3 separate regions of the Homo sapiens genome follow, and regions 2 and 3 are each linked to region 1. The links are chromatin contacts, found by Hi-C or POLR2A ChIA-PET in ENCODE. All regions are on one chromosome and are shown on one strand. The core of a region is the stretch at or near the end of the contact, and the rest is flanking DNA. Distances in the headings are between cores, read along the strand shown.

Region 1 (4,021 bases), core at 457-2,956:
ATACCCTGATATATTGCTGCAAATTAGAAGTGTGCTAAAGAAGAAAACTAATAGTTATTTCAGTGCCACCAGTCTCGCTTGCACTTGACTGAACAATCTATGGTGCCTGTATGGGCTGAACTATGTTCCCCCTAAATTAATATGCTGAGACTGTAACCCTCCGTATCTCAGAATGTGACTATATTTGGAGATAGAGCCTTTAAAGAGATAATTAAGTTAAAATAAGGCCACCATACAATCTTACTGGTGTCCTTATAAAAAAAAAAAAAACTAGAACATACAGAGACGCTAGGGGCAAGGTACACAGAGGAACCACCATGTGAAGAGGCAAAAAGACAGGCCTGGAGCAGATCCTTTTCTCATGGCTCTCAGAGGAAACCAACCTTGTCAGGACCTTGATCTTGGACTTCCAGCCTCCAGAACTGTGAGGAAATAAATTTCTGTTGTTTAAGCTCCACTCTGTGTGTGGCATTTTGTTATGGCAGCCCTAGCAAACTAATACAACACCTACAGCCTAATGAATTGGATTCCCCTGTTGGTGAACTGGAGGGCTGCAAACTATGACAAAGGCAATTAACATTAACATATCAGTAATTGCCTTTTGGTAATTTCAAAACTGTAGACAAAAGACTGAGACCGCTGATTTATTAAAATGTAATAAATACAGAATACATACAAAGCAATCAGTGTGGCTTCAAACCTGGGTCCTCTTCTAGCAGGTGCATGTACCTGAAGCTCAACTAGTGGCATGCCCAGCTACCCAGACAGAAGAAATAAGGTCAAATGTCAAGGTGTTTCCCTCTCCACAACAGATAATTCTGGTCATAACAGCTCTCTGGAGGTATGAATGAAGGCTGGGATAACACATCTCAGGATTCTTTCCTGTTTTATGATTCTAAAACTGACAGCAGAACCAGAATGCACTGGTTATAAAACAGGGTTTCCTCTGGCGTCACAAGCATTTCTGCCCTATCTATCTTGCCAGCTCATACGTGCTGTTCGGATATTTGGAATGCCCGGTGAGGTGAGAAAACATTTTAAAAGCTAGCTCTTCAGCAAATGACACTATTTAGTCAAACAGAGAAAACTCGAGACCATTTCTAAACTCACCCCTCCAGGCTTTCAAGACTTTACAACCCAGGCCACCGCCCAGGCAGAGTGCCCCGCCCTGGATCGCCCATACCTGCGTCTGGGACCTTCTGGGTTCCACCACTCGGACTCCCGATGCCCCAGCCCGGCAGCCCGACCCCCCGATCCCCCAGCTTCACGGCCCAACTCCCCCTCCAGCCAGATTTACCTCAGGCCTGGCGTGCTCCGGCCGGCTCGGATCTTCTGCACCCGCAAGGGGAGGCCTAGGAGACAGCTCAAGGCCGTAGAGACTCTCAGGATCTGGCCGCCCTGCAAAGGTTGGGGTACAGGGAGAAGAGAAGTAAGCACACCGGTGGTGAGAGCTCCCCTCCTTAGTTAGGCTGCAGCCCCGGCCGCTTCGCTCTGTACTCACCCCTTCCATGATGCTGCCATCGACCTCCACCCGCGGCCCCGCCATGGGGGACACCCTGGGGCCCAGCCCGCAGCGACAAAGCCTCCGCCAGAGCGGGAGAAAGAAGAGACGTTGGCTCCCGCCCAGTAGTTCAGAAACCTTGGTTCATGCCTGGGGCGCAGGAGCCTGACGAGAAAGCGGAAGAAGCGGCGCCTCTCGGGACACTGGAGTCAGCAGAAACGAACCCCCGGGTTCGCCCAGTTCCGCAGTCAGTGCGCATGCGCGTAGCTCGGCTTAAAGGAGCCGCGCTGGGAACACTGCGGTCGGGGCGAGGAAGCTGCCGGGGAAGTGAGATGACGGTCGCGGGGGTGCCCAGGAGCCCTGAAAAACTTGTGCCCTGGGCACGGCAAAATCTGCAGGTTGCAGAAAGTCTCAACTGTAAGATAACTCCTCCAGTTATCCCGCAGGCTTGTGCTTTATCTCTGTTTTGTGGGTAAATATGTGTTTATATCTGTTTTCTCGAGGATCCTGGCATACCCCGAGGTGCCGACTTTTAGAGCTGAAGATGCAAGAAAGATTGGGATCCTGCGATGCACCGAACCTGTCTCTCGAAGTGTGTGCGCCCTGGTACATTGATACTCTTGGCCTTTGGTTCCTTGCGGTGTGCGTGTTTGTGTATGCGGAGTGTGTTATCTTTCTTTCTAGGGTGACACACCATTTATTTGAGAGGCGGGAAAGGCAGAATCACTAGTTTAATATTCTGAAAAGCCAAAGTTATGCCATTTTGCTTGAGAGTGAGTGCAAGCTCTTGACTCCCAGGAACAGTGCAGCTAACAATTCACCTCAGGCGAGGGCAGAAGCAATAGCCAGCTTCTTGGTTCTGCCTGTGGCTCAGTTCCTACATAATTGAGTACCAAATAATATGTAAACCTCTAGGGAAGCAAAAAAGAGTAATTCAGCTTCTACCCCCGAAGTTATTGGAGGTATAATGGAGAGACTGAGACGTAATCAATTACAATGTCATCCTCAATAATAATTAACATGTACTGTATTTAGAGTTTATTATGGGGACAATTACAATATATTAATAATATACTGTAACAATAACAGGCAACACTTATTGAGCACTTAGGTGTTGTGCACTGCATGCATTCATAACATGATAAAGTACTTACTGTTTTTACTGTTTTACAGCTTCCTGTGTTAAACAATTTGCTACAAGGTCACACAATTTTAACTAGAAGACTGAGATGTGAACCTGGGTGGTCTGATGTGAACACCACTGTCTGGTAATCCCAACGCTCTGCTGCTTTGCGACAGAGAATGTTTTAGGGAACACACAGACTATGTACTTAACCAAATCTGGAATTTGCCGTAAGATATTAATCAGAGAAGTAATGATACTTGCATTTTAAAATGAAGGCTTTGGCAGTAGGAGAAGGGTGAATAAGAGGCTTAAGAGCCTGAAGGGAGAAATGCCAATGATACAATTATCCAGCAAGAAATAATCAGAAGTTGAAGTAAGGCAATGATGGTAGGGATGGAATATAAAAAAGCTGTACCCCTATCTGACATCTTTATTGGGGGAACCCGCCCCCAATATTTCAACGTAGGTTCTTTCTATTTTCCATAAGTGTTGGCCAGCTGAGAAATAAAGAGAGACAGTATAAAGAGAGGAATTTTACAGCTGAGCCACCGGGGGTGACATCACATATCGGTAGGACCATGATGCCCGCCTGAGTCTCAGACCAGCAAGTTTTTATTAAGGGTTTCAAAAGGGGAGGGGGTGTAAGAACAGGGAGTAGGTACAAAAGTACAAAGATCACATGCTTCAAAAGGCAAAAAGACCTTACTACTAGTAAGGGTCTAACAAAGATCACATGCTTCTGAGGGAACAGGACAAAGGGCAAAAGCAGAACTACTTATAAGAGTCCAACAAAGATCACAAGGCAAAGGGCAAAAGCAGAGCTACTGATAAGGGTCTATGTTCAGCAGTGCACATATTGTCTTAATAAACATCTTAAATAACAGAAAACAGGGTTCAAGAGCAGAGAACTGGTGTGACCACAAATTTACCAGGGCGGAGTTTTTCCCCACCCTAGTAAGCCTGAGGGTACTGCAGGAGACCAGGGCGTATCTCAGTCCTTATCTCAACCGCGTAAGACAGACATTCCCAGAGCGGCTGTTTATAGACCTCCCCACAGGAATGCATTCCTTTCCCAGGGTATTAATATTTATATTCCTTGCTAGTAAAAGAATTTAGCAATATCTCTCCTACTTGCACATCCATTTATAGGCTCTCTGCAAGAAGAAAAATATGGCTGTTTTTGCCCAACCCCACAGGCAGTCAGACCTTATGGTTGTCTTCCTTTGTTCCCTAAAAATTGCTGTTATTCTGTTCTTATTCAAGGTGCACTGATTTCATATTGTTCAAACACAGATGTTTTACAATCAACTTGTACAGTTAACACAATTATCACAGTGGTCCTGAGGTGATGTACATCCTCAGCTTACGAAGATAACAGGATTAAGAGATTAAAG
Region 2 (4,021 bases), core at 732-3,231, 230 kb after region 1:
CCCCCATGTTCACAGCCCTCAAGAAAAGTCTTCATTTGTTCTATGTGAAACCTATTGCTGGTGCAAACATTTTATTTTGTGTCCCAAAGCAGGCTAAGAATTAATTACAACCTTAATAATAGGACAAGAAAGTTTAAAAACGATCTTTTCCAAAACTCACAGGATTTGGAAAGAAAGCATCTGCTGTAAAGCAAATCAAACAAAACCCCAAAGAAAGGTAATAAAACTGAACTTTCCAAGGAAAAGGAAGCTGTGTTTCTTAATCAGTTTCATTCTTACATTTTGTAAAAAATACTGATCTTAAATATCACTTGGTCTTACAAAATACAATCTTTCATTGCCACTATTTTGTAGATTTTATGAAGAATGTAAAATATTGTCTCTTTCTAAAGGTAGACAAAGGCAACAGTATTTTTCTCCCCACATAGTTCTTACCTACTTGGTCAAAAGAGCTATGACTCTTCATAACCGATCTAATCAAAGTAATGTTTTAATTAATCAAGTTCAATAAAAAGAACTTGAGGAATTTGTTTCTTTTTTTCAATAAATGTCAAAGCTATAACATATAATAAACGTTAAACTAAAAATATATTCCAAAGTCATTACATATGTCTCAAGTTTTCTAAACTTTGGCATATTGACTGGGCCGTGTTCTGAAATGTCATAAAATTTTGTCACGTTTTTCAACTGAATTCAGCAAATCCTCAATGGTGGCCTACTTACACATTTACTACTGTGCTAGCAGTTGATCGCGGCTCCAATAAGATATAAACAGAAATGGAATTAATGGTACAATTTCTGCACACTTCAGGTAAGTGAAACATATATATCACCTTTCCATTCTATTTCAGAACGCGGTATCAGCGGATGCAACAAAGACCACACAGTGTAGCAACGGAGAAATGTTAGCATAAAACAGTTTTGTTTTGTTTTGTTTTTCAATTAAAAATCCTACGTCCCCAGCTGGTTAACTACACACTGCATAAAGTTTACTGTGATGACAACTGTTTCTAAAAAGCAAACCTTTCTTCCCTTCAAAGTGTCCTCCTCCGATCCTTAGGCCATGACTGATTCTAATACTTTTGATCTTAAGACACACAGTGATGACTTTTCTTTGAAAACTAGCAGGTTCGAATGTAGGCCCCAGGTGTCTGCCGTCATGCTTCCGACTCCGGGAAGTGAGGGAAGCCCATCTCCGGTCAGGGTTTACTGTAAGCAGCCCAGAGCCGGAGCACCGACGCAGAGAGACGTGGAAACAGAAAGCGAACGTACTACGGGGCCGCAGCGGGATCCCCGCGCCAGACGCCACCCCGTTAGCAACATATGGGAGAGCAGGGATGGTTCCCAGCCCCTTGACAAGCGCGGCGACGGCTCCGCGGGGCCTGGCGGCGAAGGCGAGGCGAGGCTGCGGCGACGAGGGGCGCGGCGGGCGGGCCGCCGGGGGAGCCCCGCACATTCCTCCCCGCGGCGGAGGCGCACGTGGGGTTCGAGGCCGCAGGGCCTGCAGAGGCGGCCAGAGCAGAGGGCGGCAGGTGCGGGAAAGAAAGAGGACGGGCCCCGGAGGCCGCAAGCCCGAGCAGCGGAGGACGATTCCCGGAGCGGCGGCATGCGGGTCCGCGACCCCGAGGCACCGGCAGCTCGGACAGGGTGGGGGAAGGGAGGGAGGCACCGGGACGCCTAGAGACGGCAGTGTGGGGGTCTGAAGGAGAGACCGGATGGGGGCCCCGAGGGACGCTCGCCGGCGCGGAACTCAGCTCACCGTGCCTCCGTCCTTAATGATGATCTTCTTGGCCAGCATGATACTGCGGTTCGCGGCCCGTTTCTTCTTCTTCCCCTGGGTCATTTTACCATCCTCGATTCCTGGCGCTGCTGCAGCCACTCCCGGGGCGGCAGGCCCCAGCAGCTAGTGCCGTCCCACCACTACTGCCGGGCCGAGCCGCTCTGGGCGCCCGCCGCCATCTTGAGGGCCCGGCCTGCCTCCGGCGGCGCGTCACAATCGTGCGATCAGCCGACGAGCGGGCCCCGCCCCTCCCGCGTGATACCGCCCCGCCCGCTCGCCGCCAGCCCACTCTACAGTAGCCGCGCGGCCAGGGTAACCGCGGGCTCGCGTGGGTGCTGCTGGCTACCTGTACAACTTCGTGCTCCGGCGTCACCAGCTAGCTAAATCCTCGCAACGGTTCTGGGCGATAGGGGCCGTTTTTGTCCCCCTTCTTCAGCAGATGAGGGAATTTGTTTCAAAAAGTTGTTACCTGCTCACGGAAACAGACGTCCTAAGCTATTAACACAATCTCCAGCTGTGTTCTAACCAAGACAGGAACCGAAGGGAACAGTAAAAAATCATTTTCCGTAAGTAATGGGTAACTTAAGAGATAATGTAGTGTTTCAGAAACAGTCTTGTCCTTTTGGTGTTCAGGGACCCCCGCTAGAACTCAGCTGGCTCACGCTTGTTTACCTCCCTAGACCCAGGACCTTTTTTATTCCCTGCCAAAAAAAATACCTTACCTGACCGATGTCACCCTTTGTGGCCCTCTACGTTTTTACTGTATTGTTTAAAAATAAATTTGATGGGAACATTGCTAGAAAGGGCAATTTACACAAGTGGAAGTGGACTTTAAAGTATCACAATGTTAAAATTAGATATTGATAACTACCGTGTTGTATAATAGAATATCCTTTTCCTTAAGAGAAAAACACGAGGGATAGGGATACACCGCATGCTCCCTACTCTCAGATGGTTAGGGAGTAACATGTATGTGTATGTATATGTAGGTGGGGAAAAGAGAGGGACAAAGCAAAATGGCGAATGTTTAAAAGTACTGAAACTAGGTATGGTAGTTCTAAGATATGTTCACAGATTCAATGATATTCCTCCCTGGAAGAGGTGGACTCTAATTCCCCTCCCCTTGAGTGTAGACTAGGCTTAGTGACTCTTGATAGATCAAAACAGAAGTGACAGTATTGACTTCAGAGGCTAGGTCATAAAAGGCACTGCATCTTCCTTTGCGGGTCTCTTTTTCATTCATTTTGGGGCTTGGAGCCTGGGGAAGCCTGCTTCCGTGTTTTCAGGACACTCAAGCAGCCTATGGAGAGATCCAGTTGTCCAGGAACTGTTTGTAGCCTCCTACCAAATGCCACGGAGTGAGTCACTTTGGAAGTAGATCCTCCAACCTTGGTCAAGCCTTTGGCTGACTACAACTTCATGAGAGACCCAGAGGTAGGACCACCTAGCTTAGCCACTCCTGGAATCCTGACTCAGAAACAGTGTAAGATGAAAAGTACTTGGTGTAAGCCACTAAGCTTTGGGGTTATTTGTTACACAGCTATAAATAACTAATATATAGGGTAAAAGGAAAAACAGTAAATGAATGTATGAGTTCTTTGTACTGTTTTTGCAACTTTTCTGTAAGTTTGAAATTATTTCCAAATAAAATGTTAAAAAGTAAATTTGATTGAATTTCCTTTTCCTTGTATTTTCATACTGACTAAAAATGGAAAAAAAAACTAATTTCCATGGAAGGGAGAAGAAAAGCAATTTATAGCCTGATAGATACTTCTAATTATATTTTCCAATCAATAAGTATATTCATTATACTTGTTTTGAAACATATATTCTCATTTTGAAACTTTTTTTATTATTTATTTTTTGAGACAGAGTTTTGCTCTTGTTGCCCAGGCTGCAGTGCAATAGTGCCAACTTGGCTCACTGCAACTTCCAGCTCCCAGGTTCAAGTGATTCTCCTGCCTCAGCCTCCCGAGTAGCTGGGATTACAGGTCCCCACTACCATGCCTGGCTAATTTTTTTTGTATTTTTAGTAGAGATGGAATTTCACCGTGTTGGCCAGGCTTGAACTCCTTACCTGAGGTGATGTTCCCGCCCCAGCCTCCCAAAGTGCTGGGATTACAGGTGTGAGCCACCATGCGTGGCCTATTATTATTTTCTGAGGCAGGGTCTCACTCTGTCACCCAGGCTGGAGTGCAGTGGTGCCATCATGGCCTCCTGCAGCCTCTTCCGAAACGATCC
Region 3 (4,021 bases), core at 449-2,948, 130 kb before region 1:
TCATATCAGGCACGGCAAACAATTTCAAGTCACACTCTGATAATGGATAATGTCTTCAGGGCTTTGAGTACCTCCTTTCCGATTTTTTTTTTTTTCATAATGAATGCATGCAGCTAAAAATTTTCAAGATCCAACTCTAATTAAAAATTTTCTAGTATTCCTCTTTCAAGCATATGAATTACTTCTTTTTTTTTTTTAATGGAGTTCTGCTCTTGTTGCCCAGGCTGGAGTGCAATGGCGCGATCTCGGCTCACCACAACCTCCGCCTCCCGGGTTCAAGTGATTCTCCTGCCTCAGCCTCCTGAGTAGCTGAGATTACAGGCATGTGCCACCATGCCTGGCTAATTTTGTGTTTTTAGTACAGACGGGGTTTCTCCCTGTTGGTCAGGCTGGTCTCGAACTCCCGACCTCAGGTGATCCGCCCACCTTGGCCTCCCAAAGTGCTGGGATTACAGGCATGAGCCACCGTGGCCGGCCCCATGAATTAATTCTTAACTGGAAATTATCCTGAGACTGCAAGGATGGCTGTTAAAAAAATCGTTGACACTTAGTAGCAAATACTTATATGTATAAATAAGTAGTTTCACCTATTGAGAAAAACAGAAACAATGCTGAGAGTAAAATTAACATTATTATCCACAATATTAATTTCAAATGTTTGTATGTACAGTATTAACAAAGCCCATTTCAGTTCTATATAACACACTTTGTTTTACTCAGTAACTTTAAGAAAATTAGTTAATGCTTTGCAACACTGATTCTTGCTGTTATTTTTACAATTAGTACCGACTTCATAATTTATCTTTAAGCACATCACAGGTTTTAAATTACTCCATATTAAACTTCCACAAAACTGTGGAAGTCAACCAAGACTTATTTATCAATTAAACAGTCATTCATTTCACAAACACTTATTGAACGCTTAGGATGTGTCAGACATTGTTCTAGATACTGGGGCTATTGTGGAAAATAAGACAAAGTCCTTTCCCTTAAAGGGAGAGATAATAAACTGGTAAATAAATAATTTCAAGTGCTAAAAAAAAGTACATCCCCTTAATTCAGTATATATTGTTTGAAGTAGCAAAAACCGCAATTACTTTTGCACCAACCTAAAATGAAACAAATGGATGTTAGCTTCTTCACACAGAAAGTATATGTTATTCCAAAGCTACTGATAAGATTCAGAAATTTGTGAGTAAATTACTGTAAGCATACACAGTGCATCCCTACTAAATATATAGTACTAAATGCAGTGAGTATGTATGCCTGTGTGTGCAGCTGTGTATGTGTATATAAATTTGAGAGCTTATTTACAACACAAAGGAAGTTTATTATCAGGATGCCAAAAGAAAAAAAGAAAAAAAAACTGAAAAGATTGATGCACCTTAACTTGATAAATCTTCCAGTAATGAAAAGCAAACAGCTAATTTTCCTCGCCCACAGCTAAATGAAACAGGCAAGAAAAGTTAAGAGGTGACACTGCTCTACCCATATGCAGAAGGCTAACAGAATGTCCAGTCTCAAAGAGTCTGAAATTGAAAATGCTGTATGAGTTTAAGGAGCCTGATCTGTTTCAAAGCCACCAAAAATACAAGCCTACAAAGATAAAAGACTGGCCCATTTACAGGCAACATCACAAAAGAGTTGCCTATCAAACTACAAAAGGAAGGAACTGCAAACAGGAAATTGCCCAGCCCCAGCCATGTGCCTCCCCTCCCTTCCTCTCCACTAACTTCTATAAGCAGAAGCAAACACTGCCGTTAGATTTACCAACAAGCCACAGAGAAGGATGACAGAACACTAGTAGCTGACATCTAATATATTATTGGTTCAATAAATATTTAAAGTAAATGCCTTTATTATTTTGAACCAACTTTTTGATAATTTTACCTACATTTTAAATGACATTTATTTAATCTACAGTTTTTTAATGTCAATGTAAAGTAGTTCTGAAATCAGAATTTACAGAATTGTGAGTCAAAATATAAGCAAAATAATATACTTGGTCCAAACAATAAAAACAAAAACAAAATCACAGTTAATTGTCTGGGTATATCAGTGTCCAATGATTTAAACACACACACTGTAACCACTTTTAAATAATACTGTTCTGTTAAAATTTCTGTATACTCAGCAGACGGCTTAATGTTCAAAAATCAATAGGTCCATTATCAGCAGTTCCAATTAAGCACATTTATATTCAGGTATACAGAAGTATTTAATAGAGCATTCTGACATTCTAATGAGTAACAGCAGGAAAGGTCTATGGACTTCCTAATTTTTTACAGAAACTTGGACTGATGGGCATGATTTCTAGTAGTCTGTATCTATTGAAACAAATAGACACAGATAAAATGACTTCATCTTTTTTTTTTTTTTGAGTCAGGGTCTGGGCTGGAGTGCAGTGGTGTGATCACAGCTCACTGCAACCTCAAACTCCTGGCCTCAAGCAATCCTCCAGCCTCAGTCTCCAGGTAGCTGGGTCTACAGGCTCCCACCACTGTACCTGGCTAACTTACTTTTTTAATGGAGGCTAATAGCACTTATCCACTCTAAAATGGTCTAAATATAGGAAACAAATATAAAAACACAAAGTTTTCAAACAGTTAATAAATCTATAAATAAAAACATGAGAATAATCAACCTCATTAATCAAAAAAATGATTACTAAAACAATGAGGTAGCATTTTTCACCAATTAAATTTCTAAAACTGTAATGTTCATACCCAATATGCAAAGTTTACATGAAATTGGAGATTTCACATAATACCAAATTTAGTATAAACTTGCTTAAGTATAGCAATATGCTCCAAGAGTCTTAAAAACTCTGAAATTTAAAATTATTTACCCTATTTCTGGCACTCTAAAGACAAAAATCCACGAAAAGAAACACTTATAATATAGAAAGAGATGTGTTACATTATAAAAAATTTTGAAAGAAATCTAAAATGTTAAACAATGGTATTCTCTCTAAATGAAATATTATTTGGTCACCTGAATAGCAAAATGGCAAAACATACATAGGCTAAATTTTAAAAGGCTCAAAAAACTACACTGCAATCACACCTAATAAATAATTCAGGTTTAGAACTGCGAGAGAATTTTTCCACATTTCTTCTACAATGTGGTTACTCCACTTTTTAAAGTTTTTTTAATTGTAAGGGAAAAAAACACCCCTATCTTCTCATTAGATTATCCCCTTTTCAAAACGGACATTTAAAATAAAATTAAATTAAAAATTTAAAATAACTAGTTTTCTTCCAGCCTCCCTTCACTCCCCTACCACCAGAAAAAGCATCATCACCTTCATGCTATTCTCCCTGTCTGATGGTTCCTCAGCAACCTGGCCTGCTGGGATTGACCATCTTGGAACCTCCCCTCTCTCCAGGTCTGAACCCAGCCCTCCACACCCACACCAACAGGCAGGGAGTCATTCACCTTAGTATCCTCAACTCCAGGAACAAGGCCTGTTACATGAAAATACCTCAAAAAAACATTTGTTAGATAAATTCATATTTACCCAATTGTACCTATTGCCCGCTTTAAACAATTGTTTATTGCTCACCTGTCCCACATTTTAAGCTAGGCATTGTTTATATGTATATATATTTTATTCCCTAGAACCTACCATAGTGCTAGGAAGGGCTCATAGTAGCTAAACAAAGATTTACTGAACTAATGAATACCTGACTACAGATCTCACAAATTCATTTGGTTTAAACAAAATATTCCCTTAAAATAACATCCTTGGAGAGAAATATACTCCTACCTTCCAGTGAATTATACTAAGCAATAATCAGATTAACAACCATATGAGTGTTGTTACTGAGCCAAGGAAGTATTTAAGTGAAAAATATGATGGACAAGAGGAAGATGGGCAGACAGAAAGAGGGGAAGTAGCTGTCCGATCATCAGGGAGGTAGCCCAAAGGGTCTACGCACAAAAGTGAGTGATAGGAAGTAGGAGACTGGGTCAGAAAACTTTGTGGAAGGCCACACAGCTTCCCTGCCAGGGCCACCAG

Evidence for each region. Hi-C counts contacts between places; a loop is a spot of excess contacts on that map. ChIA-PET counts read pairs that join two places held with the same protein, here RNA polymerase II (POLR2A). Pooled maps may share reads with other maps.
Region 2: a map of B cell shows a loop between it and region 1 (12-fold over the local background). The contact joins the promoter of SLC71A1 here to the promoter of RTCA in region 1. A Hi-C loop is called at or near these places in 16 of 168 maps with a recorded cell type or tissue (B cell, CD14-positive monocyte, CD4-positive, alpha-beta T cell and 12 more), 23 of 37 single-sample maps with no recorded cell type and 29 of 50 pooled maps. POLR2A ChIA-PET finds 5 or more read pairs at or near these places in 14 of 52 experiments (CD4-positive, alpha-beta T cell, CD4-positive, alpha-beta memory T cell, HEK293 and 10 more).
Region 3: a loop to region 1 is called in a map of natural killer cell, with 3 times the contacts of the local background. The contact joins the enhancer-like site here to the promoter of RTCA in region 1. A Hi-C loop is called at or near these places in 3 of 168 maps with a recorded cell type or tissue (CD8-positive, alpha-beta T cell, naive thymus-derived CD4-positive, alpha-beta T cell and natural killer cell) and 9 of 50 pooled maps. POLR2A ChIA-PET finds 5 or more read pairs at or near these places in 10 of 52 experiments (CD4-positive, alpha-beta T cell, CD8-positive, alpha-beta memory T cell, T-cell and 5 more).

What each region holds. Positions count from the first base shown.
Region 1 is chr1:100,263,901-100,267,921 of GRCh38, reverse strand. It overlaps RTCA (RNA 3'-terminal phosphate cyclase), which reads right to left and starts at 1,706. Exons shown (of 11, transcript NM_003729.4): 1 at 1,502-1,706; 2 at 1,298-1,398. The coding sequence starts at 1,546. It overlaps RTCA-AS1 (RTCA antisense RNA 1), which reads left to right and starts at 1,748. Exons shown (of 3, transcript NR_110435.1): 1 at 1,748-1,918; 2 at 2,005-2,093; 3 at 2,675-3,180. RefSeq lists enhancers at 1,538-1,897, 1,466-2,015.
Region 2 is chr1:100,036,055-100,040,075 of GRCh38, reverse strand. It overlaps SLC71A1 (solute carrier family 71 member 1), which reads right to left and starts at 1,981. Exons shown (of 12, transcript NM_033055.3): 1 at 1,760-1,981. The coding sequence starts at 1,843. LOC124904230 (a long non-coding RNA gene) reads left to right here and starts at 2,068. Exons shown (of 7, transcript XR_007066251.1): 1 at 2,068-2,346. RefSeq lists silencers at 1,355-1,544, 2,005-2,184 and enhancers at 1,665-1,944, 1,907-2,509.
Region 3 is chr1:100,398,213-100,402,233 of GRCh38, reverse strand. All of the region lies in intron 4 of CDC14A (cell division cycle 14A), which reads right to left. Among named protein-coding and RNA genes, the nearest start is that of CDC14A, 48 kb to the right of the region's middle. Within about 2 kb of position 1,698, at least 12 of the 41 ENCODE cell types and tissues checked have a DNase peak (open chromatin) inside an H3K27ac peak, as active enhancers do; they include CD4-positive, alpha-beta T cell, CD8-positive, alpha-beta T cell and natural killer cell, where a contact is called at or near this core.